2 separate regions of the Mus musculus genome follow, and region 2 is linked to region 1. Evidence: chromatin loops called from intact Hi-C (ENCODE). Cell type or tissue: left cerebral cortex. All regions are shown on one strand.

Region 1 (8,000 bases):
AGTATTAGTGTTGAGTTGGAGGCCAGCCTACGCTATAGGGCAAGACTGTCTCAAGATAAATAAATAAGTACCCAAAGCAAGTGAGAGCTGTACTCAAAGCCTGGGGCAGCACTTTTCAGAATGTGGCTGGGCCTCCTACACTAACTCTGGAGCCAAGTCTGAATCCAGGAAGGGTTGGAAAGGACTGGGAAAGCTTTAGGACTTTACTACTGCAAAGAGAAGACAATTTTCCTGATGATGCAATCTTGTTAATCACTAACAGACCTTCACAATAAGAATCTGAAAGTTCTGCTTTTAAATCTGGTGTGACCATGTTGGGGGAGTCTCAGTGTCTTAAGAATCCCCCACTAAGCAGCCAATCACTGCCAAACCTCTAGATAACCTAAAAGGTCTATGACCACGAGGAAAAATAACCCAATAAATGACCAAATGGTCTCCACATAAAATCCTTTCAGCACCAAGAAACTTCAACAACCCCGTCCCCATAATCTTCCTTAAACAGCAAGCTCCCTAGAAATACCTTCTTTTGGTAGAGTGGGTAGATCTTTTGAGACTTACAGCACTCTTCCTGCTCCAGCTTCACGAGTTTGAGCATACACACAGGCATGCACTAACTACCAGCTGGAAATCCCTTCTAAAAACGTTTTGTCAAGACAACCATCTGGAAGCACCACGCACATCTGAGACACTCAGAACAGTTGCAATCTAGGCCTCACGATGAGAATTAGTAAAAGTCCCTTAACCAGGCTTACCTTTTTTAGGGCTGAATGGAGACATCCTCCAAATAAAATTTCACTTCATATAAACACTAGCAGTGTTCCAACAGATGATTTACTCTGCTGGGCAGGGCACTGAGCTAATTCTTAGCAGGATCTGGGGCCCCAACTGGCCAAGAGCCTAAGATGTGGTCACCAAATCACAAGGCCAAACACCAGGTCAGCAAACCAGCTGTATTTTGTTTTACTGGATCCCCATAACTGCTATGGCATTTCTACAAAGTGTCCTACAGAGGCCTAAAACTAAGCAAGAATTTTAAGAGCATGCTGCACTTATTTCTGGCCAAACCATTACAATGTTCAATACCAAAAAATCATTCTTCCTGAGAATGGAGAAATCTATATCAAAAATCCCCCAAAAGTCAAGGACTCTGCATTTTCTGTTAAGGAATCCATTACATTTTGTTAAACAACAACAAAAAAAAAAAAACAGAACAGAGAAAACTTTTAGATAAACTTAACAAAACAGGGAAAACTTTAGTTAAGCACAGGTTTTTAAGATATGGAAATGAGGTCCAAAACCGAAAGTGATTTGCTTTAAACCAAAAGGAAAACATGAAGCCTTGTGTTCATTCTCTAGGCACCACCAAAAAAAAAAAAAAAAAAAAAAAAAAACAACAACAACAACAACAACAACAACAACAACAAAAAAAACTGGCCAGTGCACATCTGTAATCTCAGCACCTGGGAGGCCAAGACAGGAGAATCAGACATTCAAGATCATCCTCCTTTGTGTAGAAGGTTGAAGGCTAGCCTGGGCGACCTGAGACCCTCACCCCATCCCCACCCCCAAAACGATAAAACAAAATGCAAGACAAGGAGACCACATTCATAGAACTCGAACTCCTATGCTAGTCTTCAGAAAGATGCTTTCAGATGAATTCTCAGATAAGCTACTATGGCCACTTCAAACCTGCCTGCAGGTACACAATTCCACATTAGTCTTATCCTGCTATGAGTTTCAGACACAAGCTTCCTATGGTTTGCACGCAAAAAGAAAAAAGGCGAGTCAGAACCATAATAAGAACCGGCTCCCGCCAGCTGTGGCTTCCCCGGAACCGGGTGGACACTTTTAGGCGGCAGGGTGCAGGGCCAGCCCCTCCTCCCAGGTGTGTTACCTGAGCACAGTCACGCTCCCCCTGCGCACCGGCAGAGAAAGCACAGGTTCCGACACCCGGATGGGCTTGAACTGGAACTTGCAGCCGAAGCAAAGTGCCGAGTCGCTGAAGAAAGACACGGACACGATGGGGCGCTCGAAGATGTGGATGGGGTCAACGTGGGACACGATGCAGCCGCCGGGCTGGTAGTCGTTGATGACCGCGCTGTTGACGAAGCCCTCGGGGATGACGCGGTGCTCCACCAGCTTCTGGATCACCAGCTGATGCACCCAGTCCGGGATCTCGTCGACGTCGCCCGGCGGGTAGAGGCGCTCCTGGCCCGGCCCGCGCTTCTGCAGCTGGGCCCCGTACGTGTAGCCCTCGCCGAAGAAGTACTTGTTGCGCAGGGGGGCCCGGTCCACCGTGTGCTCGTTGTACAGGCCCTTCTCGGCGCGGGACACCACCTCATCGATGCGGGCCTCGATCTTGGAGCACTCATCCTGACTGAAGAGCCGGATCTGCCGGATGCCGCTCTTCACCTTGCGCGCCTCTTCCTCCTTCTGCAACTGATGCTCCTCGTAGTCGCTGCGCTCGGGGTCCGAGTCCTCCTGGTATTTCCGCTTGGTGGTCCCGGACGCCGGGTAAGGCTCAGCGGCGGCCGCGGCAGCGGCAGCGGCAGCCACGGCGGCGGCCGCAGCGGCGGCGGCCTCCCGACTGCCCGCCTTGTAGTTGTCCCGGGACGTCATGGACTTGAGCTTCTCCCGCAGGTCGGTGTAGCCGCTGGCGGCCGCCATGGCCCCCGCCAACTCAACTCTAGGGTCCTCCGCGGCGGTCCGGCATGGCTCTCAGGGGACCCGAAAGGGACCCGAAAGGGAAGCGAGGGTCCTCAGTGCCAGGCCCCCATGCGTGGCTCAAGGGACCAAAGGGGTAGGCGTAGAGGGGCCGGGAAGGGGTCGAACCTCAGCCGCGGTCGGTCATGCAGCACCAGCTACAGCGGGGCTTCCTCCTCCTCCACCTTCTCCGCGTCCTGAGGGAAAAAGGCGCCGGCAGCGCCTCATGCCGCGGAGGGCTTCGGCCAAGACTCCGCCAGACTCCCGGTCGGACCCTCAGACGCCCGGCCCGGCCCGCACTTTAAAGCTCTCCTCACGACGTCACCGCCAGCCCGCCCGACCTCCGACAGCGCCGCTCCTTAGCGGGCTTCTCGACGCGCGTGCGCACTGCCGGCGGCCACGAGACTCCACGTACTTTGAGCATGCGCGTGCGTGCCGCCCAGTCGGCGGAGAGGCCGGCGCATGCGCAGACGAGGCCCGCTCGTCGGCCGCCGCCCCTCCCCCCACCCGCGGAAAGCTTCGAGAACAGCTCCCGAAAACAACAATTTGCCTGCACGCCAAGCCGCCTCCGGGGCCGAGGGACTCCACCCGCCGGAGTGTGCTCGCGGTGTCCACTGGACAGCGCTGCCGCGTCACGGCATCGTGCGGATGCCCGCAGACGCCTCAGCTTCCAGCGCACAAATCCTCGGGAATCGCCACAACCCAGTCCGCCCCGTGACCGCCCCCTTTGGAGCTTCCACTTTCTTAATTGGACTGCCGGCCACGCGTTGGGCAAACACGGACTGGAGTTTCCAGAGTCGGTTGGTAAATCATGCTTGTCAATCAACTAGTCTCCTTGGCTACTGCGTCCATCACTTAATTAGCTTCGGGCAGAAGCTCGAGGACCCCTGAAGAGTGAATGGGTGGCTAAGTAAGTGCCTGAATGGAGTTCTCGGCGACGAAAAGCCCTCAGGACTCCGGTGAAGCTTCGGAAACAGTGGAAAGTTAAAATTACGGGCAGGAGAGCATCAGGCCCAAACTGTGGAGCAAGCCAGGACAACAAAAGCTGGAGGCGCGCGGTCCGGGCACCCACACCCCATTCCCGCCGCCATCGCTTCCCGAAGCGGACGTTCCACAAGTCACGTCCCGGGACTGCCCACGGGTCGCGCAGCCGCGGGCACGCGCACGGGCACGTCACGTTCCTACTGGGGTTGGGCGTTGTTATAGGGGGCGACAAAAAGGCTTTCCTGTCTGAAGGGCGCAGATTTACCACGGATCGGTCCAAATTGGAAATATTCTTCAGACAGAAAATAAATAAATTGCACAGTGGGATGGTAAATGCGTCTCAGCACTCTGGAGACTGGTTGGAGGATAGCTCACAAATTGGATGCCAACCTAGGCTACACAGCGAGCCTCTGTCTCAAAACAACTACAACAAACCCAAACAATAAAAAATCCTGAAGCGGAGGAGAAAGCCTGAACAAAGGTTTAGCCGTGCTGGAGGTCCCTGGGCACTCCAGCAAATAGGAATAGCAAAGAGGTTCTGCTCTGAACCTCCCCAAGATGAATTCCAGCTTCCTTTTCTGGTTCCCAGTCCCTTTTCCAGTCTTTGATACTCCGTCAGATTTTCATATATCGCCGCCCCTCCTGGCTGTCCATGCTGTCTGTCATCTGTAATGCCTGTCCATCTACAGTGTCTGTCACACAGCTCACCCCTTGTCTTCCAGGCATCCCAGAGTCTGGTGTGTAAAACCAGGAACCAGTACTTACCTCGAACGGTGGTTGTGAGGATGGAATGACGCAGCAGAAGGATTGCTGATACAGCATCCAGACCTCAGTCTTCTAATCTGAAAACTGAGGGTGGCAGCAGTCTCTGTTGGAAAGTGGGGACTGTGTGGTAACTTGGAAAAGTTTGTGGAGTGGAAAGCCAAGAAATTAGGGAATCCAGGCCACCCTCTCTCCCAAACAGCAGGCAGACAAAAGGGAAATGGGTCTGGGGATTCCCGGGGCAGCCCCTTGGGCCCAGGTGACAGAGAGAGGGTGGAAGGGCAGCTGCAGGTAGAAGATGGACTGAAGGGCAAAGCCAGCTGAACTGGACTTGAGCCCGGTCTGTACTGTGTGAACACCTGGTGGGTCTCTTACCTGAGCAGTTTGCCTGGGCAGATTGAAGCTTTTCAGGAGCCCAGCTCTCTAAGCCTCTGATCTGCCTTTCATGGCGGGAGCTCTTTACCACTGCACCCAGATGCACCTAATAGCTAAGGTCCCCAGCTCTGCTCACCCAGGCAAAAATGACCCTCTTTGGGTACGGTGCACACCTTTAAACCCAGCACTAAGTTTTGTGTGTGTGTGTGTATGTACCTCAGGAGTTCAGGGCCAGCCAGGGCTACATAGACTGCCTCAGAAAAAGATTTTTTTTTTTTTAAGCGACTATCCCATAGGTTGAACTCTCCAATCCCAGGGTGTTTTCTCCTTGACTGTGCTTTTTAGTCAAGCCCAGATCCTGTGGGGAAAAAGCCAGGCTGCCTGGGTTGAACTTCACAAGGCCACTTGCACAAGTCCAATACTGTCCGCACTCCAGCAGCAATTTCATAATTATACCAGCCTCACTGGGATATTTTAGGGATTAAATGAGTTAGCATTTATCCAGGGCATGGCACATAGTAAAATTTGTTTGTTTGGTTGGTTGGTTGGTTTGTGTTGGTTTTGTTTTGTTTCTTTCAAGATAGAGGTTCTCTGTGTAGTCTTGGCTGTCTGGAGCTTGATCTATAGACCAGGCTGGCCTTGAGCTCACAGAGATCCGACTGCCTTTATCTCCCGAGTGTTGGGATTAAAGACCCTGGTTTTTGTTTTTGTTTTTTTGTTTTTTACATTTTACTTATTTGTCTTTTTCCCCCCTTTACATCCCTACACAGCTCCCCTCTGTCATCCAAGTCCCAACCTTACAAATCCCTCCCTCCACTGCCTACTTCCCTTCTTTTCAGAGAAAGGGTAGCCCCCGCCTTGGGTAGCACCCCACCCTGGGACATGTAGTCCCAGGAGAACTAGGCACATCCTCTCCCACTGAGGCCTAACCAGGCAGTCCAGGTAGGGGGAAGGGCAAGAAACAGACCCAGACAGCTCCCACTCCACTTGTTAGGGGACCCACATGAAGACCAAGCTGCACATTTGCTACAAATGTGTAGGGTCCAGGTCCAGCTCCTGTATGCTCCCTGGTTGGTGGCCCAGGCTCTGTGAGCCCCATGGCCCCAGGTTAGTTGATGCTGTGGTTTTTCTCATGGTGTCTTTGAACCCTCTTCCTTGCTCACTTCTATCCCCAACTCTTCCACAAGACTCCTTGGACTCCTCATGATGTTTGGCTGAGGGTCTCTGTATCTGCCTCCATCTGCTGGATGAAGCCTCATCAGGAGACAGTTACACTAGGTTCCTGTCTGCAAGCATAGCAAAGTATCATTAGTAGTGTTGGGCCAGCTCTCTCTCACATGGAATGGTTCTCCAGTTGGAGCAATCATTGGTTGGCTGTTCCCTCAGTCTCTGATTCATCTTTATCCCTGCACATCTTGTGGGCAAGACAAAATCCTGCCTGGCTACAGGAGGCAGTCACTTCAGACTTTATATCCCCCTCTGGTAGAAATCTCAGCTAGAGTCACCCCATAGACTCCCCGTATCGTCTCCAGTCCCAGGCCTCCAGCTAGTCACCAGAGATGACCCTGGTGATTTCCATTGTCACTCCCAATCCTCTCCTGCCCCTCCCTGATATTGTTTCTTGAGACAAGGTCTTGTTCTATAGCAGAGGATGCCTTTGAACAGATCTTCCTACCTTTGCCTCTTAAACTTACCTTTATGTATGTGTGTTCATGTGTGTGCAGTGCATTTGTGTGTAGGTACATTGTGACATGCATATTCAAAGCCAACCTCAGGTATTATTACTGGAGTGCTGCCTACCATATTTTGAGACAGGATCTTCTGCTGGCCTGGAACTTGCTAAGTAGGCTAGGCTGGTCTGGGAATCCTGTCTTAGCCTCCCCAGTCGCAAAATTACAGTTGTCTACTTATTTAAAAAACAAAAACAAAAACCTTGGATTCTGGGGGCTGAACTCAGGTTTACCAAATGAAACTTCTCCCAAGTGCCTTTAAGACAATGTAGGGCTGGAGAGATGCTTAGTCTGCAAAGTACCTGGGACATAAACATAAAGAGTAGAAGTCAGATCCCCAGCACCCATGTAAAGAAGCTGGATGATGCATGCCTGTAGCCCCAGCAGTAGGGGCAGTGGGATGCTGGTGAACATTTTGGAGACAGCCAGAGTCCTGCAGCGTATTGACAGATAGCCTAGGGGCTGGTGAGATGGCTCAGTGGGTAAGAGCACCCGACTGTTCTTCCGAAGGTCCAGAGTTCAAATCCCAGCAACCACATGGTGGCTCACAACCATCTGTAACAAGATCTGACGCCCTCTTCTGGAGTGACTGAAGACAGATAGCCTAGTGAGTTGGTGAACTTCAAGATCAGTGAGAGACCCTGTATCACAACACTAACACAGAAAAATCATCAAGGAAGAGACTTGACATCGACCTCAGACCTCTGGTCTCCACACACAAATACCTGTTCTCACACTTGCACACACAAGTACGCATACACAACAACAACGTATGACCATCCCTGACATTCATTTGTATCCTATGCTGGGCATATTAATGAACACTCAGACTGCACTTGTCCAAGCAAAGGCTCAGAGGGCAAGCAACCACACAACTAATGAGCAAACAAGTGGAGTGTGAATACAGTCCTCTCAGGTCTCCAACCACTCAGAGACGATTCCCTTAAGTGGCTGCTGAGCCTGAGCAGGAGAGAGCTAGAGGTGTATGTCAACCCGAAAATTCGGGCAAGCCCAGTCCCTTGACCACAGGGGGAGGGAGGCAGGAAAGAGGTTTTGGATATTTCAGTATCCTGAATCATGATGTGCTCCACTGTGCTTGCCTGAGTACCAAGCCTTCGTGAGTTAGTTTCTTTAGTCTTCCATGTTGCCCAGACATCCCTCCTCTGTTGTCCCATATTAGGCTGGCACTTCTCTATCCCGAACCTCACCACACCAACCTGTGCCTAGTCCCAGAACCCTAGGTAAGGGTATTGAGGGAATGAAGAAAAGACAAACACACAGACACATGTACAGTAAAGTTCAGGTCAGTTGGGATTACCAGGGATTATTTTTGTACTGTTAGCAGGTAAGACAGTCTGATCATAAGCCTTTTGTATTTTTAGGATGTGGTGACATGATTAATTGGCCCATATCCTTGCTGTCATTCTTGTGGGTCCAAACACTCAG
Region 2 (8,000 bases), 190 kb after region 1:
AATGTTTACACCCAGAGAGGACTTTGCCTCTGACTGTGTATCTTTTGAAAAGTAACGTCACCGGCTTAAGTCTTTTTCCTGTTAGGTAGATAACTCCCCACTCTACATCTGTCAATTTTTTTTGTTGTTGTTGTTTTGTTTTTTGTTTTTTGAGGCAGGGTTTCTCCATGTAGCCCTGGCTGTCCTGGAACTCACTCTGTAAGACCAGGCTGGTCTCGAACGCAGAAATCTACCTGCCTCTGCCTCCCAAGTGCTGGGATTAAAGATGTGCACCACCACTGCCTGGCTTTTTTTTTTTTTCTTTACTTTTCTTTCTTTCTTTTTTTTTTTTTTTTTTACATCTGTCTAAGAAAGGACCTGTATTTAGTCCACACATCCATATCAAATAACTACCACATGCTGTGAGCCTTGGACAGGTCCTTTGTTTCAGAGTTGAATTAAATTGTTATACCAGCATTTACTTACAAACATCTTAGTAGGTGTGGGGAATGGTGAAAACACCTAGTAGGGTCAGTTGGCTTGATCAGGGAAGATACAATATGAGGGATAAAAAGAAAAGAAAGCAAGAAGAGACGATAACCCAGTGAAGACCCCAAGCTGGAAAGCAGAAGTGATACAGGGTCTATATTGCATTTGTATTCCATAATGGCTGGCAAGCTCCTAGGGCTTGTAAGGTGAAGATGGATCGGATTTTAGTTTTTATTATAGCTGTTGTGGCAAGAATTACAAAAGGAGTGAGGCTAGCCAGGAGTGGTGGTGCAAGTCCTAGCGCTTGGGAGGCAGATACAAGCAGATCCCTGTGACTTTTTGAGGCCAGCCTGGTCTACATAGTATGAGGCCAGCTTGAGCTACACAGAGGGACCTGTGTCAAAACAAACAAACAAACAAACAAAAATGGAAAGGAAAGGAAGGGGAGGGGAGGGGAAAGTGAGTGACCAGAGTGGTTGTAATACAGAGGGGTGGGACATCACTAGGAACTTAGTTTATAGGAAGGTCTGAGACAAAATCTAGTTTGGAAGGTTATGCCTAAGCTAAAGTAATTGATTGACCCAATAATAGTGTTTGAAAGAGGAGTAGTGCTAAAATCAATTGCCCTCCAGAAGAATTTTGCTAGGAGAGTCAGAGGTTCGAGGCCACAGACAGCCATGAGGAGCCCTGAAGTGAGAGGGCACTAGGAGAGATTGCATCAGAATCTTGGCAGCCACATGGTGCCCAGAAGAGAAAGACAAATCTTCCAGTTCCATTAGCTCCCTCAGATCCAGAGAACAAAGGGACTTACGACTCACAGTTTTGGGGGGCGGGGGGGGGGACAACGACAGTGGTGGCTTTTAGTTCTATACCATGTGACCTGACCTGACCTAGTCTACATGACTCCTGGCACGGTGGCAGGCTTAGTTAAGAGAGTAAAGTTGCAATTCAGGTATGTCTTGGCCCAGGAATCAGGGGAAGCTGGGTTTGCTCACATCTGTAAGGAGTGAAAGAGAGAACTTTGTGAAAGCTACAAGGTCAGAGCGGCTCTCTATAACCAACCTTGTGAAAGGATACTGAAGAGGTGTGGCCTGACTTCTGAACCACACTTGAATTAAATAAATTATCCCAATATCTACTTACAAACATTGACAGGTTAGTGGGTGTATGGAACTATGAAAGCACACAGTAGGGATCTCTGTAAGAGAAATTTCTCGATTGACTAATATGAAGATTTACCAAGAGGCACGACCTCATGTCTAACACAGAATCCACTTTCTTAATCACAACTCTATTGTACCCAGCACACTAGGGACAGACATTGTCACATGTTCTCTGCCTACAGAACAAGGCCCAAAGAATCCTCCCCTATGGGGAGGATGTCAATAATTTATCCAAATGGGGGTCCCATTGACTTGCCTGATGATAGTGTCCTTGGTGAAGACCAGAGGTAGGATGTGGAGAAGCAGCAGAAAGCTTTACAAACAAATCAACCAGGTAGCCTCGTCACTGGTTTACCTGGGAAACAACAGCCTGGGTTAGCTGGACCTGAAACACTATGTAGACCCTATGAGTCCCACAGTAATGAGAATAAAAGCAACTGATGAGAATAAGTCCTTGTCGTACTCTCAGTGCACTCCACTTATTTAACTCCATGCCAGTTCTGGGAGCTATTTAAAAGGGACATCTTAGTGTCCCTACTTCCCAGATAGGGAAATTGAGGCTTGAGGTATGTGTGTATGTGGGGGGCCGGGGGGGGGGTCTGTGACCAAAGTCATAGAGTGAATTACTGACAGAGACTGAGATGGAACCTTGATATCTTTATTCTCATCGCAAACACTTCATACGGCACCAAATGAAATACCTTATTGCAGATCAAGAGGATGGATATAACAGCCAAACTCTAGAATGAGTTATCAGTGTATCGGGTACCTCTCTTTCAGTGAAACGAATCAGGCCAGGAAACTGGCTGATGGACCCTTTTCCTACTTGCTTTTGCTAGTTTAAGATTTTATACGCTCTTTTCTTTTTCAAAAGCCCGATTAAGTCTCAGTACAAGTGTAAAAATGACATGTGTGCTCATTTTACAGATGAGACGGGTCAGGTCGGAGTCCTCCAAGAAGAGTTACAAGACAGACCTCAATCATGCAACCTCTAATCTTCTGGAGCTAAACTCTTGATTCTTACCTTCCTAAGGACTGTCTCCCCTTGCAGTAGACGCTTCGTTTGGTTGCTGGGGAACCAAACACCGCCACTTGGTTGCTAAGGGGAAGTCAAGCGATAAATATCCTGGGTGAAAGTTGATTCGTCACGTGGCCATATTTCTAACACCAACCAGACTTGAAGAAAACAAACGTTTCTCCAATCAGCACAGTCAACGAGCTTCAACTTCTAGTTACGCTTTCTTTCTGCCCGCCTATGTAAACGATTGACACACCTTTTATCCAATAATAGTAAAGATTCTCTAGACTGACCAACGTGCTAATGAATCAAGAAGAACGGCCACTCGTTTGGAGGCGGGTCCGGGGGTTGTGCCGCTAGGCTGACGGAGACCCTAGTGACTTAGCTTGCTTCGTGCCCAATCGGACGCCGCGGGGTGGGTGGGACTTCACTGAGAGTGGAGTGTCGTCCAATCGGAAGTGGGCTGGTTAGACGCTGCCCAATAGAGATGCACCCAGAGGGCGAGGTCAGGCCGGGCGCTCAGCGTTCCGGAGGGTGGGGCGGGGGCAAGTGTCAGTCAGGGCAGAACGCGGCGCGGGCAGCGGAGACCCGTGGCACACAGGAGTCCGGGCTGGAACGAGGCCCGCCGAGATGGAGTTCCTGCTGGGGAATCCGTTCAGCACCCCTGTAGGGCAGTGTCTTGGTAAGGCCGCGCGTGGGGCAGGCGTCGAGTGAGCCACAGCGGCTGACCGGGCTGGTGAGATCCGCGGGCCTCCTCCCGGCACTGAAATCACCTCACGTGCGGGTTGGGCCTCTGCCAATAAGTGGTGTCATCTCAAAGGTGGACTGGGCATCCTTGTCACGAGGCCTCTGCCTGACGCTGGTGCCACCTCACCCTACAAGGAGGCTCCCCCGAGGTGCCGATTGGACTTAGAGAGGTCCCCGGCATCCCTGCCCATCAGGGCCCAGCCTTTCAAGTCTCTCCCCAGAAGTAGTGTCCATGCTAGTCTGCTTACCCTTGCGTATTGGGAGATGTCACTGCGAGTACTCTTCCCCAGGTATCTCGCTGCCTTTGCTCCCAGGGCCTCTGTCTCCCGGAGCCTTTGTGGAATGGAACTCTTTCTTCCGTCCTTGTCCCTGCTCATTGGTACCAATGGCTCTGAGGCTGGGCACTTTCCCAGAAAATGCCCCATGCTGCACGACTTCTAATTTGAGCTGCAACTCAGTCAGGCTGTAGGAGGGACTGGGATGGGGGAGGCCCTCGGGGAAAGTGACTGGCTTGGCAGGGGGATGGCGTGGCGGCAGAATCTCCTAGGCCTCCTAGGAAAGAAGGGAGGCAGGGCTGCTTTGTTGATAAGCAGTCCATTGGATCCCGGAAACTTGGACTCCAGTAGTGACTTTGCCAGGGACGCTCCTCCTGACCTTGTGCGCTTTATATTTTGACGTTCTCTTGTCTGCCACACGGGGTATTTGGAGATAAGATGTGGTGGGACTCTTCAAGTTCTAAAGTTCTGAATCTTCCTTGTTGATATTAAGCGTCTCCTTACATTGCCTCTTGCTCTCCCACTACATAAAGTGGTAGTAGAGTAATCAGAGCAGCTGTCAGTAGTGTAAGGAGTTAGAGGCGGGCCGCATGCTGCATAAGGAATGGCACTGGCCGCTGTGAAGTTTCCTTACAGAAGAAAACACTGGCAGACCAGGGAATAGTCCAGTGGTAGAGCATTAACTTAGCACACACAAAATCCTGGATTTGATCTAGGATCCAGCACTGCAAGTAATGAATAATAAAGCAATTTGGCCTTTCATCCAAGGTGGGAGCTTATGCCAACAGATCAGTCAAAAGTGCTGACTAGCTTTAAAAACAAACAAACTTGGGGCTGGAGAACTGGCTCACCGGTTAAAGACATTGGCTGTTAATCCAGATTCAGGCCCTGGCACTGCATAGTGGCTCACAACTGGCTGTAACTTCACATCCAGGGGATTGATTGCCCTCTTCTGGTGTCTTTTATATACATACCTAAACATACCATGTAAATGGTGCACAGACAGGCAAACAAAACGCCCACATATGTAACATTTTTGAAAATTAAAGTTGGGTCTGCCGGCTGGTTGAAATCATCTTTTATGAACTGGGCTCTGTACTATCCTTATGGGTCTTATAGTTCAAGCAGTAGAGACTTGCTTGTTTCTACTTTGTATATGAATTTATAGCCTACTTTTCTGTTGTTAAGCTTACAAACTTACGGAGGCTTTTTCTGTTGTTGATTGACATTTGGGAGCATTCTGTTCCTTTTGGGTTTTTTGTTTGTTTGGTTTTGGTTTTTGGCTTTTGGCTTTTTGTTTTTGTTTTTTGAGACAGGGTTTCTCGGTGTAGCCCTGGCTGTCCTGGAACTCACTTTGTAGACCAGGCTGGCCTCAAACTCAGAAATTCGCTTGCCTCTGCCTCTCACGTGCTGGGATTAAAGGTGTGTGCCACCACACCCTGCCATTCTGTTCTTTTTTGATAAAGTGTCTTTTATAAGTGATCATGGATTCTGGGACCTGAAAGTCTTTTCCCACTTCTATGACGCTTCTTTCTCTGATGTTCACTCAAGTATCTCTTTTTCTCTGTATGTATATGTGTGTGTATGTAAATACTGCAATTTTATGTGTTTACATATAAACACATATATGTGCATGTATATATATAAATATTTCAATTTTATGTGTTTGTTTTGCCTTCATGTATGTCTATACACCACTTGATTCCTTGTGCTCACAGAGGCCAGAAGAGGGTGTCAGAACCTGGAACTGGAATTACAGACAGCTGTGAGCTGCCATGTGGGTGCTGAGAGTCAGACCTGGATCCTTTGGGAGAGCACCAGTGCTCTCTACCACTGAGTTATCTCTCCAGCCTCCCCTCTTATATTGAAAAGATTTTATTTTATTTATGTATGTGTGTGCATGCGTCGGTGTGAGTGTGAATAGGGTGCCCGTGGAGGAAGAAGAGGGCATCAGATTCCATGGTGCAGAGTTACAGGCATTTGTGATCCAGCTGATATGGGTGCTGGGATCCAAACCCCAGTTCTCACGATTGGGCAGCAAGTGCTGTTCAGCACCGAGTCCTCTCTGCAGCCCCGACTGTGTCTCCCACCCACTCTCCTTTCTGTCTTCCTCTTCTCTCCAAGTGCCCTTTCAGCGCAGTCTAAATTCACTTCTCCACCCAATGTTGAGCTCAAGCCAGGGAACTAGAGGGGTGGAGTGGGGGGTAGGGGAGGGAAGCTGAGGCATATGAAGGGCAGAATGTAGAGAGAAGTAAGGGATGTAGGGCCATTTGAATGGATGGAAATAAGTAAACATGTTAGATGTGACCTGCATCAAATGACCTTGATTATGGAACCTCAGAAGGTTGTGTAGGCATTCCAAGCCTGAGAGTGACTGTCTGCTGAGCAAAAGGAGGGAAGGGCGGGGAGAGACCTGTGTCTTACTGAGTGCTTACTTTGAAGGGTTCATGTCTGCTAGCACTTGATCTCTTATCTAGAACATTGTAGAGACTCTGTGAATTGCGTTCTCTGTTTACAGCAGAACAGTCAGGGCTGGGTTTTCTATCAGAAGTGGCTATGTGATCTGGCTGGTTTATGATCTGTGAAGGAAAGTACCCTCCCAGGCCTTAGATCATCCACTATTGCTTATAAAAGACACTTAAAGGGCTGGATAGGTTTTTAAAAAATACTTATTTATTTATTTTATGTATATGAGGGCTCTATCCTTATGTACACCTGCATGGCAGAAGAGAGCATCGGATCCCTTTACAGATGGTTGTGAGCCACCATGTGATTGCTGGGATTTGAACTCAGGACCTTCGGAAGAGCAGTTGGTGCTCTTATCCACTGAGCCATCTCTCCAGCCCGACCTAGGTGATTCTTATTATGAGCACTTGTTCCTCTTACAGAGTTCACAAGTTCAGTTCCCAGTATCCACATGGCAGCTCACAACCAGGGAACTGGTGTTACAGGGGATTTGACACCCGTTTTTGGCCTTTGTGGTATGTGAGTGGTGCATATGTACACATACAGGCAAACACACACAAAATAAATAAGAAAAGGAAATTTGATCATGAAGATGATAAAGGGAGCATGTTGCTAGGCAGCTACGAGCCAGCAGCTGGGCCTTGGTCATTTTAGCATATAAAAATGATAAATTGAGAGGTTGAAATTTTAGTGGATGTTCTGTAGGATTGTGGCAAAGAGTAAAGGTGATTTTTGGTACTTTAATTTTTTAAAAAGTATGTACCTATGCTCAGAATGGTGGTGAATACTAGTAATCCCAGGAGGAGGTGGAACCAGCAGGATTATGAGTTCAAAGCCAGCCTCAGCTACATTGAGAATGTGAGGCTGTCATGGGTTATATGAGACCCTATTCCAAGAAACCATCATCAGCAACAAATGGTATGTTTTGGGAATGGGGAAAGGGTGTAGAGAAATAGTGACCACAAGGCTAATGCGTAAAACAGTGGCTGAGGGACTGAAGAGATGGTTCATCAATTAAAAACCCTGGCTGCCCTTCCCAAAGACCCAGATTCGATTTCCAGTATCCACACAATAGCTCACGACCATTTGTTAACTCCAGTCTCAGGAACTCTGAGACTCTTCTGGCTCTGTAGACTGTCAACAAGTATGCATGTGATACACAGACATGTGTAGGCAAAACACCCATACTCATAAAAATTATAAGTAGATAAATCTCTAAAAAATGTAATAGCAGCTACAGGGCTGGAGAGATAGCTCTGAGGTCAAGAGCACCAATTGGTCTTGCAAATGACCCAGGATCAGCTGCCAGTAGCAACGTGTTGCCTCACAATTGCCTATAACTAATTCTGGAAGATCTCCATCGGCTCCTACATGCTTGTGGTACACATACATGCACTCAGGCTCATACACATGCACATAAAATACAAATAGGTATTTAAGACAGTTGCTAAAAGTAGTTCTCTAAGGATCATTTGCTCCATCTAGCTGTTTTGTGATTGGTTGTCCTTCCCATTTTAGAAATGGGGAAACTGAGGTTCTAAAGAGAGAACAACAGTTTCACCAGTAGGTGAGACAGCCAGGATCTCTGGACCTGGGATTTAGGGCTTTGGGAGAAAAAACAGAGCTGCCTGGACTGGTGACAAGATGTAGGTGCTTAGATGTCAGAAGAGAGTAAAGGAAGGGACGGGCATGTCCTCTGAGGTACTCTGTAGGCCAAGAGGAGGGTATGGTGAGGAAAGAGGTTGGTGTGGGGAATGGGGTAGGTAAGGTTCAGTGACAAGATGAAGCCCTACTCTGGCGGGCAATATATATATATATATATTTTTTTTTTTTTTTGAGACAGGGTTTCTCTGTATAGCCCTA

Evidence for each region. A loop is a pair of places that touch in the nucleus more often than their neighbours do. Peaks named below come from ENCODE experiments on the same cell type or tissue, not always from the same donor. Only the 100,000 strongest peaks of a DNase experiment are listed, where the experiment ranks them.
Region 2: it touches region 1 in a loop (5-fold over the local background); 1 of 42 quality-filtered maps calls a loop at or near these places.

The regions. Positions count from the first base shown.
Region 1 is chr11:60,533,090-60,541,089 of GRCm38, reverse strand. It overlaps Alkbh5 (alkB homolog 5, RNA demethylase), which reads right to left and starts at 3,407. Exons shown (of 4, transcript NM_172943.4): 1 at 1,895-3,407. The coding sequence starts at 2,667. In left cerebral cortex, CTCF peaks have their summits at 3,403 and 3,907; DNase peaks (open chromatin) are centred at 3,121, 3,471, 3,825, 4,429 and 4 more places; H3K4me3 peaks cover 4,731 bases; H3K27ac peaks cover 3,078 bases.
Region 2 is chr11:60,348,088-60,356,087 of GRCm38, reverse strand. It overlaps Tom1l2 (target of myb1-like 2 (chicken)), which reads left to right and starts at 3,183. Exons shown (of 15, transcript NM_153080.3): 1 at 3,183-3,331. The coding sequence starts at 3,280. It overlaps Drc3 (dynein regulatory complex subunit 3), which reads right to left and starts at 2,708. Exons shown (of 14, transcript NM_029044.2): 1 at 2,656-2,708; 2 at 1,888-1,986. In left cerebral cortex, CTCF peaks have their summits at 3,878, 4,081 and 4,639 (motif pointing left); DNase peaks (open chromatin) are centred at 2,991, 3,820 and 4,572; H3K4me3 peaks cover 2,428 bases; H3K27ac peaks cover 1,295 bases.